Regions from separate parts of the Homo sapiens genome. Here region 1 is linked to region 2. The links are chromatin loops, found by intact Hi-C in ENCODE. Cell type or tissue: prostate gland. All regions are shown on one strand. Each heading gives the region's core, and the rest is flanking DNA. Links, peaks and the distances in the headings are about the cores only. Region 1 overlaps BHLHE40-AS1 (BHLHE40 antisense RNA 1). Region 2 overlaps BHLHE40 (basic helix-loop-helix family member e40).

Region 1 (8,334 bases), core at 171-8,170, 92 kb before region 2:
GACATTTTAATGTATTCTTAATATCATTTTACTTGCATGAATTTGGGAAAGGTTTTTGTTTGTTTTCTTCCAACCAGTGAACTATTTAGGACAGAACTAACTTACAAGTCCTATTGCTACTTATATGTTTACGAAAGTTCATTTATTAAGATAGAATAAATGCTTTTTTTGGCTTTTAAGAATCGTTGAAACAACATGGGGTTAAAAATAGAAGGGCCCTATTTATAGTAGAACAAAAAGACTAAATTCCTAAGCTTAAGAAGTGAACAAGAGCTATATGAAAAGACTTTAAAATGCCACTGAGGATCACAGAAGAAAACTTGAACTAATGGAAGGATGTATGTATTTTTAGATAAAAAGACTTAACTATGTAAAGATGTCAATTATTCCCAATCTATAATGCAAAAGCTCAATTTTAAAAAAGGACTTTTAAAAACTATACAAGCTCATTATAATATGGAAAAATAAAGAAGCAAGAATATTCAGAAATCCTGAAAATAAAAAAACAAGGGTTTTTTAGTTGTATCAGATATTAAAATATAGTATAAAGCTCTAAAAGTAAAAGGGTATGGTATATGAATAGACAAGGCAACTCGATGAATTATAAATGCAAAGTCCAGAAATTGACTCAAATACAAAAAGAAATTTAGTATATGATAAAATGCCACCACTTACCAATGGAAAAGGATAGTCTGTTCAATAAACAATGTCAGAGCAACTGAGTAGCCCTCTGGGGAAAAAAATGAGAAAGTTGTATCCAAGCCTTACATGTTTCACCATGATAAATTCCAGATGAATTAACATTTTTAGAAAGAGCAAAAGGGAAATAAAATCATGAGAGCACTAGAATAAGCCATTAGATAATCTTTAAATATAATCTTGGAGTATGCTTTGAAGCATAGAGTAAAAGCCAGAATCCAGGCTGGGCGCAATGGCTCATGCCTGTAATCCCAGCACTTTGGGAGACCGAGGAGGGTGTATCGCCTGAGGTCAGGGGTTCAAGACCAGCCTGACCAACATGGTGAAACCCCATCTCTACTAAAAATAAAAAATTAGCCAGGCATCGTGGTGCGTGCCTGTGATACCAGCCACTCAGGAGGCTGAGGCAGGAGAATCCTTTGAACCCAGGAGGCAGTGAGCCGAGGCTGCGCCATTGCACTCCAGCCTGGGCAACAAGAGCAAAACTAAAAAATTGATTCTTCAGGACTTTCAGGTTAACTTTGTGTTTATGAGCCCCATTAAAAAGTGGGCAAAGAACATTAACAGACACTTTTCAAAAGAAGACATCCATGTGGCCAAAAAGCACATGAAAAAAGCTCAATATCACTGATCATTAGAGAAATGCAAATCAAAACTACAATGAGATACCATCTCACACCCAGTCAGAATGGCAATTATTAAAAAGTAAAAAAACAACAGTCTGGTGAGGTTGCAGAGGAAAGGGAATGCTTATACACTGTTCATGGGAGTGTAAATTAGTTCAACCATTGTGGAAAGCAGGATGGCGATTCCTCAAAAAGCTAAAAGCAGAACTGCCATTCAACCCAGCAATCCCATTACTGGGTATATACTCAGGGGAATAGAAATCATTCTACCACAAAGACACATGCACATGAATGTTCATTGCAGCACTCTTCACACTAACAAAAACATTTTTACATTCACAATAGCAAAGTCAACTTAAATGCCCATCAGTGACAGATTGGATAAAGAAATGTGGTACATACACACTATAGAATACGGCACAGCCATAAAAAAGAACGAGACCATGTCTTTTGGGGGAACATGGATGGAGGTGGAGGCTATTATCCTCAGCAAACTAATGCAGAAACAAAAAACCAAATACCACATGTTCTCATTTATAAGTGAGAGCTAAATGATGAGAACCTATGAACACAAAGAAGGACTGGGGTCTTCAGAACACAACAGACTCCGGGGTCTACTCGATGGTGGAGGGTGGAAGGAGGGACAGGATTAGAAAAGATGGCTATTGGGTACTGGGCTTAATTCCTGGGTGATGAAATAATCTGTACAACAAACCCCAGTGATATGAGTTTACCTATGTAACAAACCATCACATGTACCCCTAAAATAAAAGTTAAAACAAAAAAAAACTTTGTGTTTTAAGGAGCTGTGTTTTAAATGTCTATCCTCCAAGCAAAGAATATGCCAAATACAGCATATTTCCTCTTCTAAGTGTGTAGTGTTCTACTGTTATATTATCTGATTTAATTTTTCAGGTGAGAGCTATCATTAGGCAGAATTCTGGGATGGCCTCCAAGTTCACTTGAGTTTTATTAGGACACGGCCATGTTGCTGTGCACAGTGGCTCACGCCTGTAATCCCAACACTTTGGGAGGCTGAGGTGGGCAGATTCCTTGAGGACAGTAGTTCAAGACCAACCTGGCCAACACGGCAAAACCCTGTCTCCAGTAAAAATACAAAAATTAGCCAGGTGTAGTTGCCCGCACCTGTAGTCCCAGCTACTCAGGAGGCTGAGGCAGGAGAATCGCTTGAACCCAGAAGACAGAGGTTGCAGTGAGCTGAGATTGTGCCATTGCATTCCAACCTGGGCAACAGAGCAAGACTCCGTCTCAAAAAATAAAAATAATTTTAAAAAAGAACACAGACATGTCCATTTGCTTTTATGTATTATCTATGGCTGCTTTTGTGCTACAACACAGAGTAGTTGAGAGGAGAAGCTGGATGACCTGAAAGACCTGCAATCTGTACTATCTGTCCCTTTGTAGGAAGTTTGCAGCCTCTGGCTTAAACCATTTTGAGTTGGGTCTCTTGGGGGTGCTCCTGTGTGCTGTTTAATCCCCCTCCCTCGACTGCAGTCAGGACCTGTGAATATAATCCATTTCACTCTTTTGATTAGATTACATTATATGAGACCCTCTTAGCAAATTGGATAGAGCCATTCTCCAGCTGAGCTTAAAGAAGTGAGGTGTCTCATGGCGAGGGGCATGTGGTGGGCACGGAACTGTGAGTGGCTTCTAGGAGCCAAGAGTGACCCCCAGCTGACAGCCAGCAGGAAAACAGGGACCTCCATCCCACAGCTGCAAGGAACTGGATTCTGCCAACAACTACATAGGCTTGAAAGAGGATTCCACGCCCCAGAAGAAAAGCCTCGTGACACCTTGATTGTGGCCTTGTGAGACCCTGCATGGAGGACCTCAAGCGTTGCTTGGATGAGCCACAGAAACTGGGAGGTAGTTTGTATGTTGTTTTAAGCTGCGAGCTATGTGGCAATTTGTTACATAGCAATAGGAAATGAATGCAGATCACGATGTGGGTTGCCTGCCTAAAAACAACCACTCACACACACACCTCACCTGCTTTCTCAGTCTTAGGAAGTGAATCAAATCTTTTAGGAGGCATCTAAAAAAGCTTTCCCTGCCAGACGCGGTGCCTCAGGCCTGTAACCCCAGCACTTTGGGAGGCTGCAGATGGGCCAATCACCTGAGGACAGGAGTTTGAGACCAGCCTGACCAACATGGTGAAACCCTGTCTCTACCAAAAATACAAAATTAACCGAGCATGGTGGCGGGTGCCTGTAATCCCAGCTACTTACTTGGAGGCTGAGGCAAGAGAATCGCTTGAACCCAGAAGGTGGAGGTTGTAGTGAGCCAAAATCACGCCACTGCACTCAAGCCTGGGTGACAGAACAAGACTGTCTCAAAAAAAAGAAAGAAAGAAAGAAAGAAAGAAAGAAAGAAAGAAAGAAAGAAAGAAAGAAAGAAAGAAAGAAAGAAAGAAAGCTTTCCATGCTCCTAGAAAGGGGACACAGGAAAGAGACATTTGTGGCCTTTAGACACTCTTATGTGAAGACATGATGTGTGGGGGGCTGTGGTCATCTCATGACCGGGAGAGACCAAGACTGGGAACACAGCCCGCACAAAGCTGAGCAAGCAGATGGAATGAATTGAGTTCCTGGATTGAGATGTGAAGCTGCTGAATCAACTAACCCTGAAGCTTACGTTGCCTGGAACTTCTTGTTACTAGTATGATGGTAAATTCAGTGATTGTTTAAACTAGAGGTCAGCAAACTACAAATCCTGCTCACCACTTGTTTTTGCAGGTAAAGTTTTATTGGAACCCTGGCATGTTCAGTTGTTTACCCATTGTTTATGGGTGTTTTCATGCAACAACACAGAGTAGTTAAGACAAGAGGCCACATGGCCTGCAGAAACTACAATCTTTACTATTTATTCCTTTAAAGGAAAAGTTTTCCAATCCCTTCGATCATTTTGAGTTGGGTCTCCTATCATTTGCACCTCAAAAGCATTCACACAATATTTGATCAGTTTCATTCTGATGAAAAGTGGTAACACTAAACTATACCTGATAATAATGACTCTCTTAGTCCATTTGGGCTGCTGTAGTAAAATACCATAAACTGTGTGGCTTATAAATAGAATTTAATTTTCTTACTCTGCTGGAGGCTGACCTGTCCAAGACCAAGGTGCTGGCAGATTCTGTCTCTGGTGAGAACCCATTTACTGGTTCATAGATGGCCATCTTTTCACTGTGTCCTCACGTGGCAGAAGGGGGTGAACCAGCTCCCTTGGCCTCTTTCATAAGGGCATGAATCTCATTCATGAGAGCCCCACCTTCATGATCTAATCATCACCAAATACCTCAACTCCTAATATCATCACCTTGGGGGTTAGGATTTCAACCTATGAATTTGGTGAACGGGGGCACACAAACATTCACACCATAGCAATGACTATGCGTGTTTTTAAGCAAAGCTTTATTGAAGCATTATCATACACATATAAAAGTTTGAAAAATCATTATTGCACAGCTCAATGAGTTTTCAGAGTGAATATGCTGGTGTACCATCACCAAACCCCAGAAACCCCTTATACCCACCTCAGTCACTATATCCCCCTCCCTAAAGACAACTACCCTTCAGACTTCTATGAGAATAATCTCCACTGACTAATTTTGTCTGTTTATGAACTTCATACAAATGGATTTATAAATGTGTATCCTTCTGTGTTTGGCTTCTGTTGCTCAGCATTCTGTTTGTGAAATTCATATCTGTTGTGTGTAGCAGTGGTTCATTTATTGTCACTGTTATGTTCCATGGTATGAATATATCATGATTTATTTATCCATTCTACAGTTGATGGATGTTTGAGTTGTTTCCAGTTTTTGACTATTATGAATAGCACCGGTGTGAACAATCTAATGTTTTTGTGCACATATACACACCTTCCTGTTGGAGTGAAATTGTGGGTCATTCATACATGATTTTTACTGGGGTTCTAAAAGTGATTCAGTGTCCAAAGGTATACAGTTTACCTGAATAGAAATTTCGACTTGTTCCCTCTTGACTTAAAAATCAAAGGTAGGGGCCGGGTGTGGTGGCTCACACCTGTAATCCCAGCATTTTGGGAGGCCGAGGCAGGTGAATCACCTGAGGTCAGGAGTTCAAGACCAGCCTGCCCAACATGGTGAAACCCTGTCTCTAGTAAACATATAAAAAATTAGCTAGGCGTGGTGGCCCACACCTGTAGTCCCAGCTACTTGGGAGGCTGAGGCAGGAGAATCTCTTGAACCCGGGAGATGGAGGTTGCAGTGAGCCAAGATCGAGCCACTACACTCCAGCCTGAGCAACAGAGTGAGACTCTGTCTCAAAAAAAAAAAATCAAGGTAAGGCCAGGCATGGTGGCTCATGCTTGTAATCCCAGCACTTTGAGAGGCCAAGGTTGAGGTCAGGAGTTCGAGACCAGCTTGGCCAAGAGGGTGAAACTCCATCTTTACTAAAAATACAAAAATTAGCCAGGCATGGTGGCTGGCGTGTGTAATCCCAGCTACACAGGAGGCTGAGGCAGGAGAATTGCTTGAACTTTGGAGGCGGAGTTTACAGTGAGCTGAGATTGTGCCACTGCATTCCAGCCTGGGCGACAGAGCAAGGCTCTGTCAAAAAGAAAGAAAGAAAGGAAGAAAGAGAGAAGGAGAGAGAGAGAAAGAGAGAAAGAAAGTCAAGGTTAATTTAGCAGAGTATTGGGCTCAAAAGATCATATATAATCAGGCGGCAAATGAATTGAATGAAAAATTAAAACAATTAAAAACAAACCAATTTCCCCTCCAAAGCCTAAACTATTGCTGTAAGGAAGTTTCAAGCTGTCTGCTTAGAGACTGGTTTTTTAAGCAGCTGAATTCAAATCAGTATTTCTTTTGGAACGCTGGGAAGGCTCAGATGGATTTGAAATGTTGCTGAGTCACAAAGGCACATTTTCTGGGACACACTTCTTACTTTGAGGAAAAAGTGATGAAAAGTTATAGATGGATAGGGTGGCAGGGAGCCTTGGTGAATTGGAGTTCCAAAAAACAAGAAAGGCAGAATTGATACAGTGAAGCTCCAATGGCTTTCCTACTTAGCCACCCAATTGCACAGAAAAGCCACAGAAAAATCAAGATTTCATTAGCAAGCACTTTCTCCTACTTCAGCCACCACTGACTGCTACTTCTGCCTCATTCCCTTCTTCACACAGACACCATACTCCAAGGGCCTGAAGACAGTTTATCCACTTTTTAATCAAGCAGTCGACAAGGATTGCATGGATAGCATATCTTCTTCAACATTCAGGGAAGTGTAGATGATCCAAGCACAAATCTGCAGAGGGGAATAAGGAGGCTGCTTATTAAGCATGCACATTTGATTGGCGTTCTTTTTCCACTCATCAGTTGTTATCAAACCGGTAGAGAAGATTCAATCTGATAATTTTCAAGATGAGTCACCAGTAGCCACAGAGTTCTAGGGTCAAACTCAGGGCTTTGTGGCTTAAGCTGTTGTCCTCCCAGTAAGACAGCATACTGAACTATTTTGGCCTGTCTTTCCTCTCTGGACAACTGTAAGGTAAAAATTTATTTAAGAAAGAAAAGGAGACAGAGAGAGAGAGAGAGAGAGAGAGAGAGAAGGTTAAAATGGCAAGTCTTCTCAGCAGGATCCTAATAAATATTTTACCACTCACACTTTCCAGAGCAGAGCAGAACTTGTCTTCTAGCCCAATTGTCTGCTCCAGGTGCAGTGTGGGTACATCTCAGGGTTGGGTCTTCAGCTTTCTCGAGAGACTTCAGTGTCTTTCTCGGCCACCAACGGCCAATGGCAGAGGTCATACAAAGATGGCTGGCTACAAGGCAGCCCTTCTGTCTGCAGACCCTGCCACAGTCCCTCTCTAGGACAGATTAGGAAAATCTACAGAGTAAAGAAAGTGCAGAAGGAGATGCATCCCTCTGCACCTTTATAACTGAGTAATACCCAGAGAATTGAGCAGAATATTCTAAGCTTCGAAAAAGCAAATAGAACAGATATGTGAGACCACATACCCTAAGGTGGTCCTGTCTGATTTTTAATATTCTCTTCCATCCTTAAACAACAACAAAGAAGATGTCCTGACGTTAATTTAGAAAATCCTGACAGAGATTTTAACTGGTAGACTATGGGTACCTTTAATCATCTGTCGGCTTTGCATCATTTATCCACAATCATTTCTGTTTCACAAAGTAGTCTCCTATTTTAATTTTGATAACCTCATTTTCCCGCCTAGACGATTGAAAAAGAACCCTCCCCACCTTGTCCGTTTCCAGGAGCACTTACCTTGAAAGGTTTTTGCAGACATTTATGACACTCCTATGAGGTGGCTAAGGTCTGTTATCCCCATTTTATGGCTGAGGAAACTGAGATAGTGAGACGTTGAGTGCTTGCCCAAGGTCAGGCACTGAGTCAGGAGCAAATTCAGAGGCAGAACTCGCTGTTCCTGGCAGCCTCACCAGGTTCAGCTGCCTCGCCTCTGTTTGAACTGCCTTAAAATAGGACTTTCAAGAATTCTGATGAATCGATTGAAACCCTGCAGTGCTTTATGTGTTAATGATGACTTGGTAACTGCATATATTAATGCTGTTCATTGACTTACAGCCAAGAGCCACTCATTTCCTAGGTGCTCAGCCTAAGAGAGACTATTTTCCTCATTTTTCACTGATTATCATAAAACACTTCCGTGTAACCATATGAGACTACGGTTCTTTCCGACACCAAAGTAAAAGTGCAAATTGTTGTCCTTTTGGCCTCTAAGTGCAGGAATCTCTCCTCTCTCCCTCTGTATACACTCCTCATCATGGTCTCCAGCCTACGACCTTCTCCTCTCTTTCTGGCCTTAGAATCTACCCTTTAGCCTCCCCGGGTGCTTCTGAAATGGAATCACTCACTGGTTCCAGGACACAGCGCTGACCCCCTCTGCATCTCACCCACCCTTATTCATCAAAATCTCTTTTTATCTTCAAGGTTCATCTAAAGAAAACCTGCTAAGAAGCCAC
Region 2 (8,316 bases), core at 1-8,000:
TGGGCTTTTCCCCACCCAGAGAATAGCCCCCTTCGATACACATCAGCTGGATTTTCAAAAGCTTCAAAGTCTTGGTCTGTGAGTCACTCTTCAGTTTGGGAGCTGGGTCTGTGGCTTTGATCAGAAGGTACTTTCAAAAGAGGGCTTTCCAGGGCTCAGCTCCCAACCAGCTGTTAGGACCCCACCCTTTTGCCTTTATTGTCGACGTGACTCACCAGACGTCGGGGAGAGAGAGCAGTCAGACCGAGCTTTCTGCTAACATGGGGAGGTAGCAGGCACTGGCATAGCACGGTAGTGGTTTGGGGAGGTTTCCGCAGGTCTGCTCCCCACCCCTGCCTCGGAAGAATAAAGAGAATGTAGTTCCCTACTCAGGCTTTCGTAGTGATTAGCTTACTAAGGAACTGAAAATGGGCCCCTTGTACAAGCTGAGCTGCCCCGGAGGGAGGGAGGAGTTCCCTGGGCTTCTGGCACCTGTTTCTAGGCCTAACCATTAGTACTTACTGTGCAGGGAACCAAACCAAGGTCTGAGAAATGCGGACACCCCGAGCGAGCACCCCAAAGTGCACAAAGCTGAGTAAAAAGCTGCCCCCTTCAAACAGAACTAGACTCAGTTTTCAATTCCATCCTAAAACTCCTTTTAACCAAGCTTAGCTTCTCAAAGGCCTAACCAAGCCTTGGCACCGCCAGATCCTTTCTGTAGGCTAATTCCTCTTGCCCAACGGCATATGGAGTGTCCTTATTGCTAAAAAGGATTCCGTCTCCTTCAAAGAAGTTTTATTTTTGGTCCAGAGTACTTGTTTTCCCGATGTGTCCAGCCAGCTCCGCAGCAGCTTTTCAAAATGCACTATGCCTGATTGCTGATCGTGTTTTAACTTTTTCTTTTCCTGTTTTTATTTTGGTATTAAGTCGTTGCCTTTATTTGTAAAGCTGTTATAAATATATATTATATAAATATATTAAAAAGGAAAATGTTTCAGATGTTTATTTGTATAATTACTTGATTCACACAGTGAGAAAAAATGAATGTATTCCTGTTTTTGAAGAGAAGAATAATTTTTTTTTTCTCTAGGGAGAGGTACAGTGTTTATATTTTGGAGCCTTCCTGAAGGTGTAAAATTGTAAATATTTTTATCTATGAGTAAATGTTAAGTAGTTGTTTTAAAATACTTAATAAAATAATTCTTTTCCTGTGGAAGAGAAAGATGGTCTCCTGAGTTTTTTAAAATAGCTCACTTGGTGTGATATGGCTGACTCCCATGTCCTTCTTTCTTGGCTGAAGCAAACCAGTTAATCTCAGTGTAATTTCATTCAGCTTTTCATGTGCTTTGTATTCAATCAGAATAAGCTTAGTCAACCTGGCAGGTAAATATTGGTTCAATTTTTGTTTAACCCTTGCCAGGGGTTCATGATCATCCTCTACCTCTTTCCAGAGTTAAGTAAAAAGCATATTTTCCCCTGCCTGCTTTCATCGTGGTCCTTGGAACTTGACAGAAAACCAAGGTATGACACCGTGGGCAGCAGTGTCTGGGGAGCCTGCTGGAGGGAGAGGCACATTGAGAAAAGATTTACTGGATTATTATGCAATACTAATTGATGCTAGGATAGCACCTCTTTGCCAAAGCAGTCTAGCTTTTTCAAATCTAGCAAGGTCTAATGGATTTGCCATATCCTGTCTTATTCCTGCTGGAGGCAACATTCCATAATTATTTTCTACATCCTTCCTGGACTTCCTCTCCGGTATGTTTGTGCGTGAATGCATATTGGGTGTTCCTTCGACAAGTGCTCTTATTTAAAAAAAAAAAAAAAAAATTCCATGGGAAAGGTGGGAAATGACCCTGTCGTGTATTTTTGCCTCTCTCCTTTGCCTTGATTTGCAACATTCCTGTGGGATACTCCCTGTCAGAGGTGTCCTGATGTTTCCTGATGGCCAGCGCCTGACTCAACACGCTCCGGCTCCCAAAGCATCCCAGTCTGCCAGGACTCCCTGGTTGTCTGGAGTACAGCAGGGAAGCTGCCCCTAGGGATTTCTTAGCCAGGCAGAGGCTCCACCTGACCATGAAGACTGTTTGCTTCACATGTCACCTTCCCTGTCTCCTGATGGGCCAGCAGGTGAAAGTGAGCATTGTCTGCTTGTGCTGGATGCATATGGAATGCACGTAACTGTCCCCAGGCCACAGGCTGTTGTGCAAGGAGCCGGGACCAGGAGGTGGAAGCCTGGCATCAATAGCTGGTGGTCTATCACCTCCCTCTCCACGCCTGCTTTTGACTAGATAAAATAAGAATTCCGAGCCCTTCTCACAAGTCCCAGAGCAGGCAGATGGCAAATTCTGTAAGCCACTCTTTCTCCCAGCCCAACGCCTGGGCTTCCAGGTCTCATGCCTGTGAAACACCTCAATTGCTCCATGAGTTGCCAGACCTCTCTAGCTAGACTTTTTTGGAAAAAACCCAACAAATCAAACTTACCCTGGTGATATAGCCGGGGGTTGAAAAATCAAGACCAAACTCTTTTTGCATAACCCTCTCTTTTTCCCAGGCCACTGCAGGAGGAGTAGCTTTGGGGAAAGGAGGAAGTGGTTGGAGCAACCTGAACTAAAAAAAAAGATTTGAGGGTTCCACACACAGTCAACCCAGAATCCCGCTATGGGAACCTGCCCCTGTCAAACAGCGCCTCAAGTTGCAGCTGTCCCTCCACTTCATTTTTTGCTTCCAGCTCGCCCTTAACCTCTCTTCTAGCCCAGTTCTAGCGGCATCCAAATGCGCTCAGAGGGAGGTGCGGGGGAGGGGCGCGCACCCCAGCCTAATGCCCACTGCGGACAAAGAGGACTTCTGTTTAAAAAGCGGGGTGTGTGAGTGTCAGGGGGCGAAGCGCTGGCTCCGGGGCCAAGGAGAGGTGGCAGGAGGCAGGGGAGCGGAGGCTGGGCATCTGGCCGCCTTCAGACAGGGCGTGATCCGCCGGGCCTGCCGGGATGGTCTCACCCAGCGCTGACCTGCCCCGCCTGTTGACACAACGTCACGTTTCCGACTGCAGCCCTTTCATGTGCGGCCCGCGGCTAAAAGCGGCTGCCGGTTCCTGGAAGCAGACGTGCCTGGCACCGCGTCAGCAGAAACCTGATCCCCGGGGAAGCTCGGCAAGGCCTTGGGATCGCTCGGCCCCCAGAACTAGGGCCTGGCAGCGGGCACGGGACGCCCCCCCTCCCTCGCGCCCAGCAGGAGGGAATTCGAGCGCTCCCCGTCGGCGGTGGGGAGGGAGGACTGGGTGGGGTAGGGAGCTGGATTTAGGCAGAGCACGGGGACCAGGGCTTAATTGACTAGAAGCTAGAAGCTTCCCACGGGTCATCGCTCACTAATGCACGTCAAACAACCTAGAAGTATCATTATGGGTACTATTACAATTCACATTTTGTAGATAAATAAAAGCAGGCTCAGAGAGGAGAGGTAACTAGCCCGAGGTCACACAGCTTCTGAGGGGGCTAAACCTTTTGTAGGATGGTGGATCTGTTGGTTTGTGGGTCCCTTAATTGGATCCAAGGAGAAGGCTTTCACAGAGCCGAGTTGTTAATGACTATAATAGTACAAATATGGATATTTATTACTAAGAATAATTACAGCAAATGTGTTTGTGGCATTTACTATTTGCCAGGCACTCTGCAAAGTGCTCTACATACAATAACTTCTTTATCACTGCAAGGCCATGAAGTAGGTAAATTAGTATACAGTTAATGAACTGTAGGCACAGAGAGGTTAAGTAATTTGCTCAAAGTCACACAGCTCCATTGATGACTTGTAAGTTAAACCTAGGAAATTTGGCTGCAAAGTTTATGTGCTTAACTATAAAACCACACTGCCCTTCTAGTTAAGTTAATAATAGTAAAAGTAGTAATAATTACAATTATTACTATCCTGTTTTGAGTACTTTCTTTGTGCCAGGTATCAACCACGTCATGTGAATCGCCTCTACTTATAGCAACTGTGAAGGGTAGATATTAATATGCCCCTTTTTTAAGTAAAAAAAATTTTAAACATGCTCATTTTACAAATGAGGAAACTGGAGTTCAAAGAGGGGAAATGCCTTATCTGAGGTGACACGACACCTAAGGGACAAAGCCATCCTTTTTTCTGGTATGGAACTGCTTCTACGCTGAGCTCCTGTCATGTTGGGCTTTGATACACATTATCTCATTTAATCCTCCAAATAGCCCTGCGGAATAGGTACTATGATGCTCAGCCTGTGGCTGAGATAACCAACCTCAGAATAAAGTTATTTGCCCAAGTCTTTATTTGTTCCTTACCGATGTCCCCACACACCATCTCACAGCGAAGAATGGGCCCATCCTCTGGTTAGAGAAACTAACCCAGCATGACTATCAAGGACTATGGGGGGGGCGGTGGGGGGGCACCCTATAGGTTGACTGTGCGAAGAACCAGAATCTGGGCTTGAAGCAACTATACCAAAGTATTGTGGGCCAGGCACGGTGGCTCATGCCTGTAATCCCAGCACTTTGGGAGGCCTAGGTGGGAGGATCACTTGAGGCTGGGAGTTTGAGACCAGCCTGGGCAACATGGCGAAATCCCATCTCTACAAAAAATACAAAAATTAGCCAGGCGTGGTGGTGCATGCCTGTGGTCCCAGCTACTTGGGAGGCTGAGGTGGGAGGATCACTTGAGCCCAGGAGGCAGAGTTGCAGTGAGCATGATTGCGCCACTGCACTCCAGCCAGGTGACAGAGAGAGACCCTGTTTAAAAAAAAAAAAAAAGTATTCTGCGGGGAAGGGGAGAGATTCCTTTTCTTATGTCTCTCCTAAGATTAGGAAAGGTGTAGGCCTAGGGGACTAGCGAGGTATGAACCCCCTGGGGCAGGGCAGTTCTGCTGGAGGGAGGGAGAGAAGGAGGGAGGCAGAGACTGAGTTCCAAGCTCTCTCTCTGGAAGGGAGCCTCTGCAGGCTCAGAGACCAGGCCACCGCAGCTCCTGTCCCTCTCAGATTTCTTCGGCCCACCCACACCCTAGCCTGTCTCTCCCCTTTGGCCACCACCCCAGTACTTGGTTTGTGAGGGGTATATAAGAGGCTGCCTCGCTTTGTGGAACAGGGCCAGGATCTCAGGTTAGAGAGGAGACAGCATGTGTTGAGTTCCCACATGGTTTCATATGAAGACTGTGTGTTAACGGGATCGGCATGTTCTCCTGAGACCCAGCATTCCCTGAGGTGTCTGCCACGTGGCGTGGAGGGAGGGAAGGCTCCAGGTTTCTCACCCTTCATCAGCAGGAACAGCTTCCTTTTCGTGTCTTACCACTGTAATCGTTTGTTTGAACAAGAGTTTTATTGCTGAAAAGACATCACAAACAAGTTTTGAAGGCCACCAATGACAGCCCCTTCCTCAAGCACTGCCTTCACCTCACTGGCCTCTTTCCCTAGGATCCAGAGGGAGGCTGAGGCCATTCAAAGCCACCCCAACACACACCCCACCCAGCACCACCCCCTGTTTATCCCCAGCCATCTGTTTGGCCCGACAACCACAGCAGAACATGAGCCGGGTGAAGCCTCTCCCATTGGCCATGGAAGCCACTGACATGCTCGTCTCGCGGCTGGGCCATCCAGTCTTGTGATGTGGCTGGATTTGGGCCCAGAAGGTTTCTTCCACTATAGATGGGGCCCTCCCTTCCCTGGGGATTCTCAGCAAAGATGTGGAGGTGGGACATGAGGGTGTCACAAGGCTGCTGGGTAGGGGTGCCAGCCTCAGGCTGGGACCAAAGGAAGTAGGGCAACCAGCCTCTGCTCACCCTAAGTCCTGGCCCTGTTCTCCCACGCCCACACCCACCTTTGAGGAGGCAAAAGGGAATAAACTTGTGCTTATTTGTTGGAAGAGCAAATATGTTTTTTTGAAACCGAATTATGGATGGGGATGTGGGGGTGGGAACTAGGCAAGGGTCTCAGGGGAATCCAAGCAGGAGAAGAAGGAGGGAAAAACCACTCTCTTCTCAGATGGAAAAAAAAAAAACAAAACAAAACAACTGTTTCTTAAAGTTTTAAATAAAATATCTAATATTTTATATCTCTTTTACTGTGGAGAATTTAAAACATATTCAAAAGTAGAAACAACAATAGATGTTTCTCCAAAGAAGATATACAAATGGCCAACAAGTGCATAAAAATATGTTCAATGTCATTAGTCATCAGGGAAATGCAAATCAAAACCACAGTGAGATACCACTTCACACCCTCTAGGATGGGTATGATATTAATAATAATAACAACAAAACAATGGAAAATAACAAAGGTTGTCGAGGATGTGGAGAAGTCTGAAGCTTTTGTATATTGCCAGTGGGAATGTGAAATGATGAAACTACCATAGAAAAAAGTTCGGCATTTCCTCAAAAAGTTAAATATAGAATTACCATATTACCCAATGCCATTTCTAAGAGTTATATACCCAAAAGAATTGAAAACAGGAACGCAAACAAATATATGGACACATGTGTTCATAGCACTGTTCACAAGAGTCAAAAGGTGGAAACAACCTAAATGTCAATCAACAGATAAATGGATAAACAAATTGTGGTGTATACATACAATGAGGTATTATAGAGCCGCAAAAAATTAATAAAGTACTGGTATATGCTACAACACGGATGAATCTCAAAAACATTATGCTAAGTGAAAGAAGGCTGGCAAAAAGTCACGTTACACGGTTCCACTCATATGAAATATACAGAATAAATAAATCCATAGAGACACAATACAGACTGATGGTTGCCAAGGGATGAGGGAGGGAGACAATGGGAATAAAACGGGTACAGGGATTTCACTTTGGAGTGATAGAAATATTTTGGAACTAGGCATGGGGGGTTGCATAGCATTGTGAATGTAATACATGGCATAGACTTATTCACTTTAAAATGGTTAATTATATGTAGATTTCACCTCAATAAATTTTCTTTTAAGTAGATAGAATAGCATAATGAACCCTCCACTTATCAGTCTCCCAGCTTCATTAGTCATTAATTCATGCCCAAGTCAGTTTCATCTGTAATATATACCCATCCACTTCCCCTGCTCATGTATTATTTTGAAGCAAATCCAGATATCATATAATTTCATTTGTAAATATTTCTAAAATATTTAGTATATATCTCTAAAAGATAAGTGTTATAAAATTACTATAATATTATCATACCTAAAAATATTTAACAGTATAAAAAGGCAATTTTTTAGACTAGTTCTCTAAATAAGAATATAGATTGTTTTCAAAATTAAAAAATATAAAAAGTGATCAGAGGCCGGGTGCGGTGGCTCATGCCTGTGATCCCAGCACTTTGGGAGGCCAAGGAGGACAGATCACAAGGTCAGGAGTTTGAGACCAGCCTGGCCAATATGGTGAAACCCAGTCTCTACTAAAAATACAACAATTAGCCAGGCATGGTGGTGGGCGCCTGTAGTCCCAGCTACTCGGGAGGCTGAGGCAGGAGAATCAGTTGAACCCGAGAGGAGGAGGTTGCAGTGAGCCGAGATCGCGCCATTACACTCCAGCCTGGGTGAGAGCAAGACTCCGTCTCAAAAAAGAAAAAAAAAAAAAAGTGATCTGAAAAAAGAAATTGTTCCCTGTCCCTATCCATCATCCTGGTCTCTATGCCTTCACCAAACTCACCCACAAGCAGGCAAGTAGGCACTATTTTAACTACTTTAGAGTTTATTGGCCAGGCATGTTGGTTCATACCTGTATTCTCAGCACTTTGGAAGGCCAAGGTGGGAGGATCACTTGAGCCCAAGAGTTCAAGACCAGTCTGGGCAACATGGCAAGATCCCATCTCCACAAACGATTAAAAACTTACGAGGGTGTGGTGGTGCATGCCTGTAACCCCAGCTACTCAGGAGGCTGAGGTGGGAGGATAGTTTGAGCCTAGGTTGCAGTGAGCCATGATCGTTGCTACTGCACTCCAGCCTGGGTGACAGAGTGAGATCCTGTCTCAAAAAATAATAATAATGTTTTTTAAAATAGAGTTTATTTAGGCATGTGCATATAAATATGGATGTGGGCTGTCATTTGTCCCCTTTTTCCACACAAAAATAGCATGCTGTTCACACTCTTCTGCACTTAGTATGTCTTGAGGAGCTGTCCACGTGAATACATAGAAAGGCTTTTAATTCTTTTTCACAACTGTGCGTATCTCATTGTATAGATGTCCTATAATTTACTTGACTAGTTCCCTATTATGAACATCTGGATTATTTTTTATCTTTTGCTATCACCAGCAGGGTTGCAATGAGTAATTTTATACACAGGTCATTTTGCAAGCGTATAACAGTATTTATGGGGTAAACT

Evidence for each region. A loop is a pair of places that touch in the nucleus more often than their neighbours do. Peaks named below come from ENCODE experiments on the same cell type or tissue, not always from the same donor. Only the 100,000 strongest peaks of a DNase experiment are listed, where the experiment ranks them.
Region 1: it touches region 2 in a loop (2.1-fold over the local background); 22 of 110 quality-filtered maps call a loop at or near these places.

Annotation. Positions count from the first base shown.
Region 1 is chr3:4,892,066-4,900,399 of GRCh38, forward strand. It overlaps BHLHE40-AS1 (BHLHE40 antisense RNA 1), which reads right to left. Exons shown (of 3, transcript NR_125916.1): 3 at 4,744-6,634. Among named protein-coding and RNA genes, the nearest start is that of BHLHE40, 83 kb to the right of the region's middle. In prostate gland, for the core only: no CTCF peak of the experiment used is centred there; a DNase peak (open chromatin) is centred at 3,946; H3K27ac peaks cover 4,550 bases.
Region 2 is chr3:4,983,981-4,992,296 of GRCh38, forward strand. BHLHE40 (basic helix-loop-helix family member e40) reads left to right here. Exons shown (of 5, transcript NM_003670.3): 5 at 1-1,343. Among named protein-coding and RNA genes, the nearest start is that of BHLHE40-AS1, 8.2 kb to the left of the region's middle. RefSeq lists enhancers at 1-159, 590-649, 660-719, 1,708-2,605, 2,606-3,503 and 1 more. In prostate gland, for the core only: a CTCF peak has its summit at 3,160; DNase peaks (open chromatin) are centred at 2,023, 3,071, 5,191, 5,561 and 2 weaker places; H3K4me3 peaks cover 1,583 bases; H3K27ac peaks cover 6,435 bases.